2 separate regions of the Homo sapiens genome follow, and region 1 is linked to region 2. Evidence: chromatin contacts called from ENCODE Hi-C or POLR2A ChIA-PET data. All regions are on one chromosome and are shown on one strand. The core of a region is the stretch at or near the end of the contact, and the rest is flanking DNA. Distances in the headings are between cores, read along the strand shown.

Region 1 (3,971 bases), core at 953-3,452, 130 kb before region 2:
CTACAGACACACATCACCTCACCTGGCTAATTTTTATTTTATTTTATTTTAATGGGGTCTTGCTATGTTGCTGGTCTCAAACTCCTAGCCTCAAGCAATCCTCCTTTCCCAGCCTCCCAAAGTGCTGGGATTATAGGCAAGAGCTGCTGAGCCAGGACTATGGAGGGATTTTTGATATGAGAGAAGTAGTGATAAATAAGACAATCAAGGTCCTTGCTGTCATGGACAGAGAAACAAAAGCAAACAAATGCAATCAGCCATTGATAAGCACTCTGCAGAGAATTAAGACAGAGGTTGGTCATGAGGTAGAGTAACTGGGTAATCAGTCCAAGGAAAGGGCAGTGCAAAGGCCCTAAGACACGAAGGAGGATGTGGGTTAGATAAACAAAGGAATGCAATGTTCTTTGGACCCACATGTGGATGTTTCTCATGGTCCACTGGTCACCCTGCTGGTCATACTTATTGCTGCCCAAATCACAGTGGCTCTGAGGCCCCTCCCATTTACTTGTGTGAATTCCAGGCTGTTTTGGAGGCTCTCCTTGCACCATCTCGTTTGCATCTCCTTGCAAACATCTTGTTGCAAACATCTCTTTGCAAACATCTTGTTGCAAACATCTCCTTGCAAACATCTTGTTTGCATCTCCTTGCACCATCTTGTTTGCATCTTGTTTACATCTTGCTTGCACCATCCTGTGCCCTGGGCATCACTCGGCCATGGCCCCCTCCTGGGTACCTGGAGCTCAGACACACTGCTAGACATAGCCTCAAGTTCAGACCCGCTGGCCCCTCCCTCATGGTGGTCTCCATGAGGACGCTGATGGGGAAGGTGGACAGCAAGGCCGATTCTAGCAAAATGCAGCTGATTGCAGAGAGGTGGCTCTGGAAGGTGATCAGGGACCCCAGTGGGATTCCCCGCCTTTGGGAGGCTGATAAGACACTGGAGAGAGACCTGGGTTTACTCCTTCAAGGAAAAAAAAATTAACATTGTCTGCTTTGTGCCAGATTGATGTCCAGCAGGGGCTGGCAACACCAGGGTCAATGAAAATCTAGCCCTCACCCTCCCCACTCATTGATCTTAGAGTTGAGTGAGACTTTAATACTAAGGTAGGGCATCTGGATGCAATTCCAGGAGCACCAACAGGCATCTGAATCACTCAGGAGACTTTCTGCAGCAAATTATAGCGAACCTAACTCACACTGGCTTGAACAATAAAAAGAGTTTATTGGTTCACCATCACCGAGAGGTTGAAAGGTGGGGAGGCTTCGGGTGTGGTGCAGTCAGGGCTTCAACTCCGGGTCTATGTGATTACCCTGGCCATGTCCTTCTTCTGTAGGTTAGCACCTTCCTTGGGCTGGTTTCTTCCAGGGTCACAGGATGGCTACCTGCAGACAGGGATGAGAGCAAGAGCATCACCCCCACAATCTCAGAATTCAATCTTGAGCATCTAGCTGATGGCCTTTTTCCACACCTGCCCAACGTCTGTGGCCAAGGAGATGCAAAGCCCTGCTAACCAATTCCTGTTGCAGAGCCAGTGGCACTACTGGGTCGACTCACCTCCTGAGCAGGAGGGAATTCTGCCTGAATCACTGGACAATGGTTGGAGGATGGACGTTGAGAAGTAGAAGTAATGTCTGTTACAATGGAAAGAGTGATATAACTGGATTTACATTGTTAAAGATCACTTTGGCTGGAGATAGTTTGGAGGAGCGCACAAGAGGAAGAAGGGAGAACAATTAGGAGCTCCCCCCAGGAGAGGTGATGGTGGCTGGGCCCAGGGGGAGGCAGGGGTGATGGAACAAAGGGGACAGACTAGAATCCTGCCTCTGATCCTTGGCAGCTGAGTGGCAGTGGCAAATCCCTTAGCTTCTCTTCACATCATTTTCCAAATCTGTAATATGGCTGTACAAATTCTTAGCCTTCAGGATTAAAGAAGATACATTAAACACGTGTAAAGAAGATACATTAAACACATTAAACACTACCTCAATAAGTGCATTTTATCATTGTTATTACCCAAACTCCTTAGCATGACGTTGGAGTCCCTTCGCATCTGGATCCACGTGACTCCAGGCGGCAGAGTTTCTGTGTTGGGCTGACAGTGCTCTTCCCGTCACAAGGTGGAAGCTTCCAAAAGGCAAAAACAATAACTCTACAGCCAGTTATGAAAGTTCTGTTTTGTCCCAGGGGATTTTGTACCTGGTCCCATCAGTCAGTGTCTACACTCTGAGCGGCACAGGGGGTGGTTTGTCGTGTTTTCAGTCCGCAAATATTGACAAAAGATTAAGGGTTGACTCAATGCACTTTGGTGAGTAAGAAAAAAACAGCTGGCTCAAATTTCCAGGCATTTATTTTCTCCTGAGTTGAGTTGCACTGTGGCTTTTGCCACTCCCCAGCTAGAGTCCTGAGCCCAGGAAAGCCCCTGCCTATCCCTGTCACTCCAAAATAATTTCACCAGAATCAGTGGGTTGAGTGTTTTTAGTACAGTCCATATAGTGCCTCAGCCTGCAAGGAAGATATGCATTCCTGGCAGAAAATGAGTCCATGCCAAATAGAGGGACCCTAAGCTAGGGATGTGTGTGTGTGTGTGTGTGTGTGTGTGGTGGGGGGCAGGGTGGGGGGCTGGTGGGAGCAGACCCATTGGGGGTATGGGGCAGTGGAGGGGGGATGGCACTACTTCAGTTTTTAGTTAGGTTTCAACTGGGATGATGGGAACCCATACGTTTGGGGATCAGATTGACCTGAGTTTTAATCTCATCCCTGCCATTCATTCATTGTGAGATTATTCATTCATTCAAAATAGGTCAGATATGGGATAAAAGCTTCAAAAGCTATTCCTAAGAAATGACTATCTAGTGATGGATACGGAGAAGTAGATTGTAACAGACTGTGATAAATGGGGAAAAAACAGAAGGTAGGAAGGACAGAGAGGGAGCACTGAATCCAGTGTTGCTTGGCGTGGTTGTGGTGGTCAGAAATCATGGGTTGCTTCCTGGAAGAAGCATCAAAGCATAGGGCTTCCTCCAGGAAGCACTGAGAAGGGAGAGGCATTAGCATGCAGAAGAGGTGTGCAGCAGGGATGGTGTTCCAGGCAGAAGTCTGTGGACAAACATGAGCATGGAGTGGAATGGGGTAGCGGGAGGCAGACCAGGCTGAAAGGGGAGCAGGGGCTGAACAATTAAGGCCATGAAAGCTGTTCTAAAGTTTCGACTTTATCAGAGGTCAAGGGAGAATCGTGGGAGGGTGTGAAGCAGAGGAAAGGCATGAGCACCACGCATTTTCAAGCATTTTTGGCTGCTTTGTGAAAAACAGACCAAAGCGGAATGAGGCAGGAAGTGGGGACAAAAGTCCAGAGGCTATCACATAGTACAGGTGAGAGATGGTAGCAGCTGGGTTGAAGGAAGGCTGTGGGGTTACGATAAACAGTCACCCGTGGAACTGGGGGATGTTTGTGATGTGGTCACAGGATCCTAGGGGAAGAACAGAATGTTATTAGGTGCCAGATGCTTCAATTGCCTCATGTTATTTCTAGTAACATCCCTGTGAGGTGGGCATGGACCTGACAGGGTGAGTGATGTGCCCACAGCTGGCAAGTGGTAGTGGCAGAACTCAACCCCAGGTCTGCCTATCCCCAGACCTGTGGTTTGTCACCACTGGATCATGCAGTTTTCCTAAGTCAAATGTAACAAGTTATTGCTTATCATATTTAAATTAAGACCCATAGAAGTTTTACCAATTCTGGAAAATTTAAATGGAGTGATAAATGCACTGAAGATAAAAGACTGAAGAAAGTTGTTGATTGATATCTTTGGAATGACCATCAGCATCCATCTCCTTCTGTGAAAACCCCAGCCACCATCCTCTCTGGGATTTTGAGGTCAGGTGTCATTATCACTAGGAAGTCTCCCTGGATTCCTACTTCCTCATCAACATTTATTTTATTTTATTAATTAAATTAATTAATTAATTTAGA
Region 2 (3,389 bases), core at 75-2,574:
CAACCTCCCATTGCAGTGGTCCCTCTATGCGTATGGTAATTGTCCTGGATAAAGTCTGCCTTACCAATCTTTAACAAGTATCACTGAATAACTTTTCTTTAACAGGCCTTAAAGCATTAGTTTTGAGAGTGAGCTGCTAGGAATTGAGATCCTAGAGTGGAATGGTGGACTTTAAGGGTCTTAGAGGGGGAGACATTTGCAATGATGACAAGAACCAATGTGGGGTCATGAGCCGGGCAGCTGCAGAGACATGTGGCAATGGCCCCTGGCACTGAGGAGCAAGAGGCTAAAGAGGGCATAGCCTGGGGTGACTCCTTCCACTCATTTCCTGAGTATTTCACACTCTTCTGGGTGGTTGGTGTACACAGGGGTAGGATGGATGTGAATCCTCACTTTAAAGAGCCAAGTGTCAGGTTTCTCCAAAGCTCAGTTTCCAAAAGGGAGACAAGGCTGTAAACATCTTTATATCAAGGTCCGCTTTGCTCCTGTAATGTTAGTGCTGCCTGTGGTGTGTAACCAGGAAGCTCAGATGTGGGTGGTGGTGCCTCCCACTGTGGCTTTCTCTGGATTCAGTGGAAGGTAAAGACAGAGTTAGTTCATAAGTACATTTTCTTTTTCATCCAGGCTCTGCCTTTACCCAATCAGCTCTGGCTTCCTGCAGCACAGATCTGGGCTGTAATAGATCTGGCCTTATTTTATTTTTTATTAAGTTCATGAACTTTAGAGGAAGGAACTTGAAAAAAATGGTCTCATTACCTCAGGAATGAAGGCTCAAACTTCTTTTAATGCCAGACGTTGGCGTGGTCTTGCTTGTTATAGCCACAAATAATCCTGGTGGAAAATTGCAACAGAGTGGCCAGGCACAAACAGGATGGCTTCTTGGGGTGAAGCAGGTGGGGTGGAGGAAGTGGAGGTCAGTGAAGGGTCAACCTAAAATGGAAAAGATCCTGAAGTTGAGGCTTGTAGATTTCAACTATGGCTAGCCATTCGTATAGATTGGCTGTGGGAGGGCCAAATCTACCATTGACCCTTCCAGATGCTAGGATTCTGGGAAGAGCTTGGGCCTGGATTCAGATGGACCTGATTCAAATTCCCATGCGGCTACTTATTATAAGGTACATGACAGTTTACAATTTTTCCGAACCCCTTGTGCTTCAGTTTTCCATGTCTGTAAAATGCAGAAACTATCTACCTTGCAGGATTGTTAAGGGGATTAGAGGAGAACATAGGAAAGTTGTCAGGCTCTGGGTCTATAGACGAAAATGTGGTACAAGCAACATTCTTTAGTAAAAGATCTCCTTGCATAACCCAGGGCAACAGTTCCCACGGTTTAATTGTTAACTGACCAGGAGGCTGACCACGGTGCTGGAATCTCCCTCCTCTGCAAAGGGTTGTTGGAGGAGTGCTGAACATCAGGGCCCAAAGATCATTGTTTGCCAAAATTCTCTGATGATGAGAATCTCCTGAGGGTGTTTGTTAAATATTACAAGTTTCTGGCTTCATCCCAGACCCATTGAATAAGAAGCTCTAGGAGGACCAGGAACCTGTGTTTTTAATAAGAGGCCCTGATAATTCCTATCATCAGGGAATTTGGGGAAACACAGTTATTGCTTACTGCACTTCTGAATGATTGGTGTTAGGAAGCTAGTTTTTGTCTCTGTGTGAGTAAAATACATATTTTTGACACAGATGACCTCCAAGGTTTGGATTTATTAAATTTCTTAAACCTTGTATTTGACTGAATTTAGGGGAAGAATGCATCATGTTTTTAGGGGAAAGACACTCTGTCATTGCTCCCTGCCTTTGCCGTTGCTGTTCTTCCTGCTTGAAATTCTCCACCTGTCTCGTCTACCTGGCAGTTCTTGCTCCTTCTTCAACAGCCGGATCAAGACATTTCCTCTGCAAACCTTTCATGATTCTTGCTTCTTCCTCTATGTTCCCTTTGTGACTTTGTGATATGACAAGTGATTATAAGATGAACCATTTCATATTATGTGTTTGTTTTTGTGTTTCTTCCCACACTAGCTTATACTTATAGGGGTCAAAAAGAGTCACAGTACCTATATTTGAATCTTATGAGTCAGGTCCGGCAAAACACTTGAATAGAGAGTTGAAAGAGTAAGCGTCGTCCGGATTAAAATAAAAAAGGTGATTCCCAGTGAACAGCAGGTGCAAAAGTGTGGATGTCAAAGAAAAACAGTTTCTTTTCCCCCATCTTGAACCATTTTTAATGAGAAAAATCTTTTTTTTTTTTTGAGATGGGATCTCGCTCTATCACCCAGGCTAGAGTGTAGTGGCATAATTATAGCTCACTGCAGCCTCAACCTCCTGGGGTCAAGCAATCCTCCCACCTCAGTCTCTGAAGTAGCTTGGACCACAGGTGTGTGCCACTACGCCTGGCTAATTTTTTAATTTTTTGTAGAGATGGGGTTTTGCCATGTTGCCCAGGCTGGTCTCAAACTCCTGGGCTCAAGTAATCCTCTTGCCTTGGCCTCTCAAAATGCTGGGATTACAGGCATGAGTCACTGCACCTGACTTGAGAAAATCATTTTTGCAATGATAACTTTTGAGGTCTTGAACATTTTTTAGTAAGGCCATGATTGGTAGTTTTTCATTACGATTTAGTTACAAAGGCCAGAAAAGGGACTATTCTAATTCTGAAAATAATGTTTTTAATTGTTAAAATTAAAAACAGCCCAAATTAGTCCTTAAATAACCCATACACTGGATGGCTTTGCAAAGTGTGATATGATTCTGAAAGTGTGTGAAAGGCTTTGGCTTCGGACATACCTGGTCACATCATGTCTTTTCTCCCTCTCACTGGGTGGCCTTGAGCAAGTTACTTAGATTCGTTATGCCTCAGTTTTCCATGTGTAAAATAGAAAATGAACATCCTTCTGCTTTCCTTCTATCCTTTCAAAATTGAAAGAGGAAATTAAAAAATAAAAATAATAAAGATTTTTAAATAACCCTGATAGGCTGGAGCACTGGACTAACACTACTTAGATAAAATTTTAAAAAGATAAATATTGGCTGGGCGTGGTGGCTCATGCCTGTAATCCTAGAACTTTGGGAGGCCGAGGCAGGCGGATCATGAGGTCAGGAGATCGAGACCAGCCTGGCTAACATGGTGAAACCCCGTCTCTACTAAAAATATAAAAATTAGCTGGGTGTGGTAGTGCGGGCCTGTAATCCCAGCTACCTGGGAGGCTGAGGCAGGAGAATGGCTTGAACTCAGGAGGTAGAGATTGCAGTGAGCCGAGATCGCGCCACTGTACTCTAGCCTGGGTGACAGAGTGAGACTCTGTCTCAAAAAATAATAATGATAAAATAAATATATAAATATTAAGTCTGGAATTCACATACATAATAGAAATACTGGCTTGAAG

Evidence for each region. Hi-C counts contacts between places; a loop is a spot of excess contacts on that map. ChIA-PET counts read pairs that join two places held with the same protein, here RNA polymerase II (POLR2A). Pooled maps may share reads with other maps.
Region 1: a map of Right ventricle myocardium inferior shows a loop between it and region 2 (3-fold over the local background). The contact joins the promoter of LINC01767 here to the enhancer-like site in region 2. A Hi-C loop is called at or near these places in 5 of 168 maps with a recorded cell type or tissue (Caco-2, Right ventricle myocardium inferior, heart left ventricle and 1 more) and 7 of 50 pooled maps. POLR2A ChIA-PET finds 5 or more read pairs at or near these places in 2 of 52 experiments (BJ and MCF 10A).

The regions. Positions count from the first base shown.
Region 1 is chr1:56,413,194-56,417,164 of GRCh38, reverse strand. It overlaps LINC01767 (long intergenic non-protein coding RNA 1767), which reads right to left and starts at 2,202. Exons shown (of 4, transcript NR_147163.1): 1 at 2,015-2,202; 2 at 1,823-1,917; 3 at 1,556-1,632; 4 at 1,199-1,383. The region is part of intron 1 of LOC124904185 (a long non-coding RNA gene); the gene reads left to right.
Region 2 is chr1:56,283,114-56,286,502 of GRCh38, reverse strand. The region is part of intron 1 of LOC124904186 (a long non-coding RNA gene); the gene reads left to right. Among named protein-coding and RNA genes, the nearest start is that of LINC01767, 130 kb to the left of the region's middle. Within about 2 kb of position 1,324, at least 5 of the 41 ENCODE cell types and tissues checked have a DNase peak (open chromatin) inside an H3K27ac peak, as active enhancers do.